2 separate regions of the Homo sapiens genome follow, and region 1 is linked to region 2. The links are chromatin contacts, found by Hi-C or POLR2A ChIA-PET in ENCODE. All regions are on one chromosome and are shown on one strand. Each heading gives the region's core, a stretch centred on a gene start or an enhancer-like site at or near the end of the contact. The rest is flanking DNA. Distances are from core to core; before and after follow the strand shown.

Region 1 (5,005 bases), core at 1,977-4,476, 61 kb after region 2:
AGACTTCTGGTTTCTCTTATGGAATCCGGGGATCGGCCGGGCACGGTGGCTCATACCTGTAATCCCAGGACTTTGGGAGGCGAAGGCAGATGGATCACTTGAAGTCAGGAGTTCAAGAGCAGCCTGGCCAACATAGTGAAACCCAGTCTCTACTAAAAATACAAAAATTAGCTGGCCACAGTGACGTGTGCCTATAATCCCAGCTACTCGGGAGGCTGAGGCAGGAGAATCACTTGAGCCCAGGAGGTGGAGGTTGCAGTGAGCTGAGATTGCACCGTTGCACTCCAGCCTGGGCGACAGAGCAAGACTCCATCTCAGGAAAAAAAAAAAAAAAAAAAAAAAAAAAAAATCAGAGGATCTGGCGGTGCCAGGCCGGCATTGGAGGGGGTCCCAGCCTGGCCTGTGCTGCCACTGGTTCAGCAGTAGAGCCTGACGGGGAGGCGACAGCAGTGGGGGCCCTGGGGAAGGAGAAAGATTCCAGAAGCAGCTGCTAGGCTGGAGTAGCTGGCCTTGGGCCCCAGACCTTCCCGGGGAGGTGGGGCTCCCATTTCAAATGGAGCATGCCCAGCCTGCCGGGCCTCAGTTTCCACATATGCCCAGGCATGGATTAGCTGAGATGGTCTTGAAGTCCTGCCAGCCCTGGTGGTTCTGGAGGTTGAGCCTCAGTTTCCCTCATCTGTACAGTGGAGGACATGATGGAGTTCTAGCTGTTGATAAATGCCCTTTAAACCACCATTTATTGGGCTTTCCTTATACAGCAGGCACTTTACTGACCTGGCTTCATTTTATCTTCACAGCAGCCCTGTGAGGGTAGCTGCGCCATTAGGCCCATTTCACAGATGGGGAGACTAGGTCTGAGAGAGCTTAGGTGGCTTTCCCAAGGTCTCACAGCCCCTGTGGCTGAGAGGGGCTTGGAACCTGGGCAGTTGGCTGCCCCTGTGAGCAGTGAGTCCTTAGAAGGACTTACTGTCAGTATTATTGATGGCACTGTTAACTAGGGCCCTGCATGGGTGGGGGCACCTGTTTTGGGCTCTTGGACTAGGAAAAGCTCCTGTGGCCATTTTATCCAATGCCACCATTTTATAGATGCCAACACCGAGGCCTGGAGGGGGCTGGCCAGCGCCCCTCACCTGGCACAGAGGACTCTGCCTGGCACATCCCACCCATGGCCTCTGATGCCCAGCTTGGAGAAGTGGTAGAAGAGGGGCTGGGGGATGCCTCAGGGGGACTTAGCCCTCAGCCCTGAGCCCCCCGCTGCATCACAGGCCTGAGTGCCCAGGAGGCAGTGGTCTGGGTAGGAGTGGCTGCGACTCGGGGGTAAATGTGCTTCAGAGCCATCCCCACTCATCCCCTTTCGAGCCAGGTGTCCCTGGTGTGTGACTTGGCCTTGCTGGGCCTCAGTTTTCTGTAAAATGGGAAGTGTCATGGGGGGCAGGCTACGGTAAGCACTGATAGGGCAGGTGAGGGGCAGCCTCGGGCCCACCCTTCTGGCAGGAGACATTTGGGGCACCCAGAAGCCCTGGAACAAGGCCACTCTGACCTTGATTTTGGGAGCACAAAGTCCCCCCAAGAGATAGCACAGGAGCCCGGGTGTCTGATGAGTGACCCATCCCTTGGGGGCCTCAGTTCCTGGGTGTGCCTGGGTCTGCAGGGGAGGCAGAGGCACAGGTGGGCAGCTCCCTCTGGGTGGGCTGTGACCCTGCCTGGGCACAGGAGGGCCGTGCCCGTCCGTCCTTGCCGTGATTCTTCCAGGTGGCACCGCCCTCACACCTCCTTTACAGAGGAGGAAACTGAGACCCGGGGAGGCCACAGGAGTCGGGCTCTGGGCCCAGAGCCTGGGCGGGGATGCAGGAGCCACCCCCATGCCTCCGGGTGTGGGAAAGGGGAAGCAGAAAGAAAGGGACGTCCGCCGGAGGCCTGGCGGTTTCCTCTCGGGGCAGGAGTGCGAGGAGGAGGAGGAGGAGGAGGAGGAGGAGGAAGAGGAGGAGGAGGAGGAGGAGGGACGGCAGGAAGCCGCCTCGGGCTCTGACAGGCGCGGCCCTGGCCTGCCCCTGCCCTTCTGAGCCTGTGACCCGGGGGAAGGCACTTTGCCCTCCCTGTGCCTCAGTTTACTCAAGTAAAAATAGCTGAATGATGGCTCTGGCCCCAGGATCAACTGAGTGCTGTCTGGGAAGCACCTAGAGCTGTGCCCAACACAGCCAGTGTTCGCTGGGGCCTGCAAGGCTTTGCTGCTGCAGGCATCACTGGCGTTGTCATTTTTATTTATTATTTATTTATTTAGAGACAGAGTCTCGCTCTGTCGCCCAGGTTAGAGCAGAGTGGTGTGATTTTGGCTCACTGCAACCACCGCCTCCAGGGTTCAAGCAATTCTCCTGCCTCAGCCTCCCGAGTAGCTGGGATTACAGGCGCCCACCACCACACTCCGCTAATTTTTCTGTATTATTAGTAGAGACGCGGTTTCGCCATGTTGGCCAGGCTGGTCTCGAACTCCTGACCTCAGGCTGTCCATCTGCCTCGGCCTCCCAAAGTGCTAGGATTACAGGCGTGAGCTACCGCGCCCGGCCCATTTTTATTAATTGGTTTTCATGTGACAGGCACTGTGTCCGCCACATCCCATGGAATCCTTATCACAAACCCCGGAGGTGGGGACAGTGATGAAGCCATTTCACAGCCAAGAAAACTAGGCACAGAGAGGTCCAGAAACTTGCCCGAGGCCCCAGAGCTGGTAGGTGGCCAAGGCAGGAAATGAGAGTCCCTGGTGGGTCTGCCAAGGCCGGGGGGCACCAGGGGCAGGGGGTTTGTGTTTAGGCCCCAGAACAGGCAGAGAGAAAGCACCCACCCTCCACCGTCAGAACGAGCCTGTATCCCGGCAAGCAGGGCAGACTGAGCCCTGGTCTTGGCAGGCAGGCAGAGCTCAGGTCCTGGCGGGCACACAGGCTTAAGAAGCCGGTTTTTTCCTGGGCCCACGTCTCCTGGGGGACCAGCGGCAGAGGCTCCTGGGGTAGGAACGGAGGTCCCATCCTCACTCTGTCCTGGGCTGCCATGTGACCCAGGTAGGTCCCAGTCCTCTCTGAGCTATGAAGTGGGTGCCTGCAGTGGCCTTCTGGGAGTGATGGGGAAGGCGGAGGGGGTTGGGCAGGGCTCCTGCGGCCCCAGCCACACACACTGCCGCCCCATCTGCCCCCTTATTGGGGTTCCATGCAAAATCGTTTTTGAAAAAGTGCTTTGCCGCTTAGAAGAAACCCCCGACCGCGCTGAAACCACGGGGGCAGATGGTATCGGGGCGCTTCCTTTCAGCTCAAATTCTGCGAATCCACAGCCTAGAAAGTGCCCTGAATCCAACAAGGGGGGAGGTAATTAAGTTATTATGGTCCATCCCCACCCCGTCCTGCTTACCAGGCCTGGCTGCTCTTACTGGCTTCTTGGAAGTTGGTGTGGTATTTTTTTGTTTTGTTTGTTTTCGAGGCTGGTATTGAGATGAGACCATTGTGGGGTCAGGGCTGTGGGCTTGGAGGTTCAGGGTCAGGGTCCAGGGGCGAAGGGTGGACGCTGGAGAAGGGCAGATGGACAGGGTCAGGTTCAGATCTTGGCTCTTGTATCCTTGCTGTGTGGCTCTGGGCCAAGAACTTGGCCTCTCTGCGCCTCAGTGGCTCATTACAGAAAATGGGATGCCAGCACTTGCCTTAGTGGGTTGTTTTGAGCCAACTGCAGGCTCAGGGAGTAGCTGGCATGATGTGTTCCTACCCTGAAGGGCAGAAAAAGGGGAAGGAGGCCACCAGATCCCACAGGTGGGTCCCCAGGGTCCCTCCCCGGGATGGGCAGCAGCCTGGCTGCTCCCCACAGCAACCCCTGGCTGGCCCCATTGGCGCTGCTGGAAATCCCCCACCCAGTTCTTTGTGAATGGAAAAGGAAACTGATTGCGCTAGAAGAGGTCTCCGAGTGCCGGCCGGGGGTGGGTGGCGGGGGGGGCTTCCTCTCCCAGTGCAGGAGGGGCCACCTCAGCTTCCTTTCTGGGGCCCCATACCCCCTTTTTCCTATCTCCCCTCTGAGTTGAGGAGGAGGCTGTGGCCCCCGCCCACTGTTTGGCCTCTGGAACCACTGGGTGACAGTGTACATCGGGGCGATTAAGGGCCACCTGGCCTCTGGACCTCCCTCGCTGTGGCTGCTGCCTGGGACCCCCCACCCCATGCCTGACTCGAACCCCAACCTCAGCTCTACACACAGGGGCACCACTGTAGGAGGAGAGAGAAACCTCTCTCTAGGGAACCACCTGGAAGGGGGCCCTGCCCTGTCTTCATCTGGGTACCCCATGTAATCTAGGAAACTGTCTTTAACTTGCCGAGGGCCTCCATGTCTGAGTTCCTAATGTTTTTTATTTTGCTTTTTCAATTAATAAAGCTCATGGCAGAAACTATTTAAAGAAAAAAAAAAACAGTAACAGAAAAACCTCCCACAATCTCACTACCCAGAGAGAACCAGCATTTCCATTTTGGTAGATGTCATTATTGTCATTTTTGTTTTGTTTTTGAGACTGGGGGACACTGCTCTGTCCCCCAGACTAGAGAGCAGTGGCGCCATCTCGGCTCATTGCATCCTCAACCTCCTGGGCTCAAGGTGATCTTCCCACCTTAGCCTCCCAAGTAGCTGGGACTATTTAATGCTGCTATTAGCATAGACATTAGCAGGACACCATGCCCTGCTAATTTTTAAGTTTTTTTGTAGAGACAAACTCTCACTATGTTGCCTAGGCTGGTCTTAAACTCCTAGGCTCAACAGTCCTCCCGCCTAGGTCTCCCAAAGTTCTGGGATTTACAGGCGTGAGCCACCACCACACCCAGCCTCTTCTCTGTCTTTAACTTTGCCTCCGCCTCCAAATTCCAATTCCTTCAGCAATTGCTGGGAAGGGATTACTTTTTGCACAATTCTGTCTGGAGCCCCTTGCAGGCAGGAGCTTGTGGACAAAAGCTTCAGCCTTTGCGGGCCTGGCATTCCTCATACTATTTGG
Region 2 (4,712 bases), core at 524-3,023:
AGGGAGATTCAATAAGTTGGCTAGAGGCATACAACTGTGCCCAGAATCACATGCTCCAGGCAAGCCACCCAAATAAAGGGGCTGATCTTGGGGTCTCTCCACCCCATCAAGGCCAAAGGAATAGCAACTTCCCTCCTGCTCAGCAACCCTCCTCCCCCGACTGCCTAGATAGAGGCCAAACTGGTTCAAGGTCACCAGCAGGCACAGGACCCAGCTCTGCCCATGACCCCTGCCTCCACCAGAACTGGGAAGACAGGAAGCTGCAGGGGCACAGGCGCCAGCCTTGCCTGGAGCGAAGGCCTGGCCCCTGCCTTATCTCCCCACACTGTTTTCCAAGAAGTTCAGAGTCCACTGTGGGCACTGCTGCTGATTCAACAGCCCATGGCCAGACAGGAAGCTGGAGGGAGCCTGGCCCAGCTCTGCTCCCAAGGCAAAGTTCCTGCCTCCGCAGGTCCAGGCTGGAGGACCTTGGACAAGTCGTTTCACCTTTCCAAGTCTCAGTGTCCTCATCTGTTAAATTGGGCTGTGTGGCGAGGGTTCATGAGCTAAAAGAAGGAAAACCCACTGGCAAACTATGGGAAATGGATTGCAAATATTAGCTGCTGTGAGTCGGAGTTTTTTCTCAGCCTCATCTGCAAAATGGTGACGTTAACTTCCATCCCTCTAAGGGCTGAGTGAATTGACTCCTGAAGAGTCATTTTGCAAAATACTTGGTGGGTAGTGAGCTTTCAGGGAAAGAGCTGTCAAAAAGGCAAATAATTCATCCAAGATCTCCAGGGGCACAGCTGGCCCCGGAACCCAGGTCTCCTGGGAGACTGAAGCATGGCATTTTGGCACTCACATCAACGAAAAGAAGCCAGTACCGCAGGTCCTGGGGTTGAATCCAGCTGCCCTCAGTGTCCCCCAGCAGCGGGCGTGGGGAAGAGGGTGTGGCAGGCACAGGCTGAAAAACATGTGTGCCAAGAACACTAAAGAGCAGCCTGGCCGTCACCGCCCCAGCAGGGACCCCAGAGACACGCCAGCACCGCCGTCCAGACACAGGCAGCCCCCTTGTCCACGGCAGGGGCTGCTGCTCCAGGTGTGGCCCTGCTCCCGGCTGCTCTCTGTCCCTTTGTGTGTTGTGCGTGGGAGCTCTCTTAAGTTCCTTAAAGGACAGCCAGAGCCCCAGATGGGTGATCAGCGGCAGAATGGGGGGCTTATCCGCAGTCCCCACCAGCGGCAGACGTCCCTATGGGCTGAGAGAGGGGAGGGTGGTCATTGGCCAAGTTCGCCTCGGCAGCTGGAGAAGTCACCACTGGTGCGGAGTCCCAGCGGGGAAGATCCCCGCAACGCGCTCTCCAGGTGGCCGGGGGACCCCGAGGCCCAGGGCGGCCCGACCCGGGTCCCATGTCCTCGTGCATGTCCCCCCGCCAGGCCCGCCTTACCTCGCAGCGCAGGCCTAGGGCGGCGACGGGACGGGAGGCGCGAGGTTGCGGGGTGGCCCGGCCATGGTTCGGGACTGGCCCGGTGGCGGCGACGGCGGCGGCAGCGCTTTGTCTCCTGGGCGGCCGGGCCGGCGCAGCCGCGGGAGAGCGCGGATCCGACGGAAGGAGGCGGGAGCAACCGGACAGTCCGCGACCCACGGGCGCGCCCCTTTAACCCTTCCCAGCCTGCTCGCGCCGGGCCCGCCCCCGCGTTCTTCCCACCTCCCGATTGGCAGGCCCCGAACCGGCACGCCCCCGTGAGCCCGCCCTCGAAATCACTCTTAAAGGGTCCGCTCCTGGCTCGCGACTCCCCAGTTCCCTAGCCCAGAAAAGCGGATTGGAGCCCGGGAAGCTCATTGCGATTCCAAAGGTAAGGACTGGCCCAGGTCGTGGATTAGCCTGCAAAAGCATTTGGGGGTCCTGGGCGGGCCATTCGCTGAAGTCCTAGGCTTAAGTCCGAACTCCCCCCAGGACGAGGCAGGAGGATTGCCTGAGCCTAGTAGTTCAAGACCAGCCTGGGCAGCAGAGGGAGACCACCATCTCTACAAATAATAAAAATATTTGCTAAACCTGGGTTGCCAGGTTTAGCAAATTTAATGCCCAGTTAAATTAGAAAAATAGCTCTAATTCCTGAAAAATGTGTGAGTGGCAGAAAAAACAGCTGAATCCAGGACATTTGCGTACAGCACTGTTCCATACGGACAGGGCGCCTCGCAAGCTTCCCCTGGCTCCAGGTGAAGAGAGGAAGTTCTGGAATTAGGCAGACTTGAGTTCGAGTCGCACTAGGCCACTGAACACTGTGTGAGCTTAGAGAAATCATTTCACTTCTCTAAGCCTCCGTTTCCTCATCCGGAAAATAAAGACCATCATGATATGTAAAGTGCACGGCACAACAGAAAGCTCTCAAGAAATAGGAATTGCTGTTGTTTTTGCCCTGCCCACCTCCTTGAACCCTTCCTTCCTGTTCCTGCCGCCTCTTCTCCACCACCCGCCACCTCCCAATCACTATTAAGTCCTGGCCTGAAAGCAGGAAGAACAGGACAGACCAGGGTCAGCTCTCCATTGTACAGCCTCTCACTAAGCGCCTACTGTGTGCCAGGCACTGTACCTGAACCAGGTAAGCAGGTGCAGCCAGGAATCAAGACAACACAAATGAGTTCTGGAAGTGATTCATGCTAGGACTGTACGCTAAGGCAATGGGGCAGAAAGCCTGGGAGTGCAGTTTTTTTGTTTTTGTTTTTTGTTTTTTGTGTTTTTTTGTCACCCAGGTTGGGGTGCAGTGGCACAATCACAGCTCATTGTAACCTGAACTCCTGGGTTCAACCGAGCCTCCCACCTCAGCCTCCCAAGTAGTTGGGACTACAGGTGTGTACCACCACACCCGGCTAATTTTTTTTAATTTTTTGTAGAGATCGGGGGGGTCTTGCTATCTTGCCCAAGCTGGAAGTGCAGCTTTTAGACAAGGTGGTCAGGGAAGGCCTCTCTGAGGACAGACCTGGAGGAATGAGGGAGGGAGCCATGTGGTTATCTGGGAGAAGGAGGTCCCAGGCAGAGGGAACAGCAAGTGCAAAAGCCCTGAAATGGGGCCATCCTGGGCATGTTTGAAGAACAACGAGGAGACCAGTGGAGCCAAGTGAGCAATGGGAAGAATAGTAGGAAAATAGGTCAGCTGGCTGGGCGCAGTGGCTCACGCCTATAATCCCAGCACTTTGGGAGGCCGAGGCAGGTAGATCACTTGAGGTCAGGAGTTCGAGACCAGCCTAGCCAACATGGTGAAACCCGGTCTCTACTAAAAATACAAAAAAAAAAAAAAAAAAAAATTAGCCAGGCATGGTGGTGTACACCTGTAATCCCAGTTACTTGGGAGGCTGAGACAGGAGAATCACTTGAACCCAGGAGGCAGAGGTTGCAATGAGCTGAGATTGCACCACTGCACTCCAGCCTGGGTGACAGAGCAAGACTCTGTCAAACAAAAAAAAAACAAAAACAAAAAAAAAAACACAATAGATCAGAGATTATTGGCAAAGCCAGAAAGCCAGGTGACCTAGGGGCTTAAGGACCAGAGGAAAGATTTTGCTTTTACTCTAAGAAGAATGAGGAGCCATGGGAGGGTTTTGAGCAGAGGAGGGACATGGTCTGTGTTAGATTTAACATGGTCCCTGACTGCTATGGGCAGGGAATGATAGTAGAAGCCAGGCGATCAGGGAGAACACTACTGCAGTAGTCCAAGCAAGTGATGGTGGTGGCTTAGAGTGGAGCAGTGGAGGTGGAGAGAAGTGGTTAAGTATAGATATATATTTAATGGATATATGTATTAGTCCGTTTTCACACTGCTGATAAAGACATACCCGAAACTGAGAACAAAAAGAGGTTTAATTGGACTTACAGTTCCACATGGCTGAGGAGGCCTTGGAATCATGGCGGGAGGTGAAAGACACTTCTTACATGGCAGTGGCAAGAGAAAGTGAGGAAGAAACAAAAGCGGAAACCCCTGATAAACCCTTCAGATCTCGTGAGACTTATTCACTATTATAAGAATAGCGTAGGAAAGACTGGCCCCCATGACTCAATGACCTCCTCTTGGGTCCCACTCACAACACGTGGGAATTCTGGGAGATACAAATCAAGTTCAGATTTTGGTGGGGACACAGCCAAACCATATCATTTTGCCCCGGCCCCTCCAAATCTCACGTCCTCACATTTCAAAACCAATCATGCCTTCCCAACAGTCCCCCAAAGTCTTAGCTAATTTCAGAATTAACCCAAAATTCCACAGTCCAAAGTCTTGTCTGAGACAAGGCAAGTCCCTTCTGCCTATGAGCCTGTAAAATCAAAAGCAAGCTAGTTACTTCCTAGATACAGTGGGGATGCAGGTATTGGGTAAATACAGCCGTTCCAAATGGGGGAAATTGGCCAAAACAAAGGGGTTACAGGGCCCATGCAAGTCTGAAATCCAGTGGGGCAGTCAAATTTTAAAGCTCCAAAATGATCTCCTTTGACTCCGGGTCTCACATCCAGGTCACGCTGATGCAAGAGATGGGTTCCCATGATCTTGGGCAGCTCCACTCCTGTGGCTTTGCAGGGTACAGGCTTCCTCCTGGCTGCTTTCACGGGCTGGTGGTGAGTATCTGTGGCTTTTCCAGGCACACAGTGCAAGCTGTCAGTGGATCTACCATTTCAGAGTCTGGAGGATGGTGGCCCTCTTCTCACAGCTCCACTAGGCAGTACCCCAGTAGGGACTCTGTGTGG

What was found. Hi-C counts contacts between places; a loop is a spot of excess contacts on that map. ChIA-PET counts read pairs that join two places held with the same protein, here RNA polymerase II (POLR2A). Pooled maps may share reads with other maps.
Region 1: a loop to region 2 is called in a pooled map, with 2.7 times the contacts of the local background. The contact joins the enhancer-like site here to the promoter of LINC02356 in region 2. A Hi-C loop is called at or near these places in 5 of 37 single-sample maps with no recorded cell type and 11 of 50 pooled maps. POLR2A ChIA-PET finds 5 or more read pairs at or near these places in 7 of 52 experiments (AG04450, Caco-2, OCI-LY7 and 4 more).

The regions. Positions count from the first base shown.
Region 1 is chr12:111,427,070-111,432,074 of GRCh38, forward strand. The region is part of intron 2 of SH2B3 (SH2B adaptor protein 3); the gene reads left to right. Among named protein-coding and RNA genes, the nearest start is that of SH2B3, 24 kb to the left of the region's middle. RefSeq lists an enhancer at 3,665-3,974. Within about 2 kb of position 3,227, at least 12 of the 41 ENCODE cell types and tissues checked have a DNase peak (open chromatin) inside an H3K27ac peak, as active enhancers do; they include endothelial cell of umbilical vein, where a contact is called at or near this core.
Region 2 is chr12:111,367,488-111,372,199 of GRCh38, forward strand. It overlaps LINC02356 (long intergenic non-protein coding RNA 2356), which reads left to right and starts at 1,774. Exons shown (of 4, transcript NR_187522.1): 1 at 1,774-1,833; 2 at 4,482-4,583. PHETA1 (PH domain containing endocytic trafficking adaptor 1) reads right to left here and starts at 1,608. Exons shown (of 3, transcript NM_144671.6): 1 at 1,425-1,608. RefSeq lists a silencer at 1,199-1,778.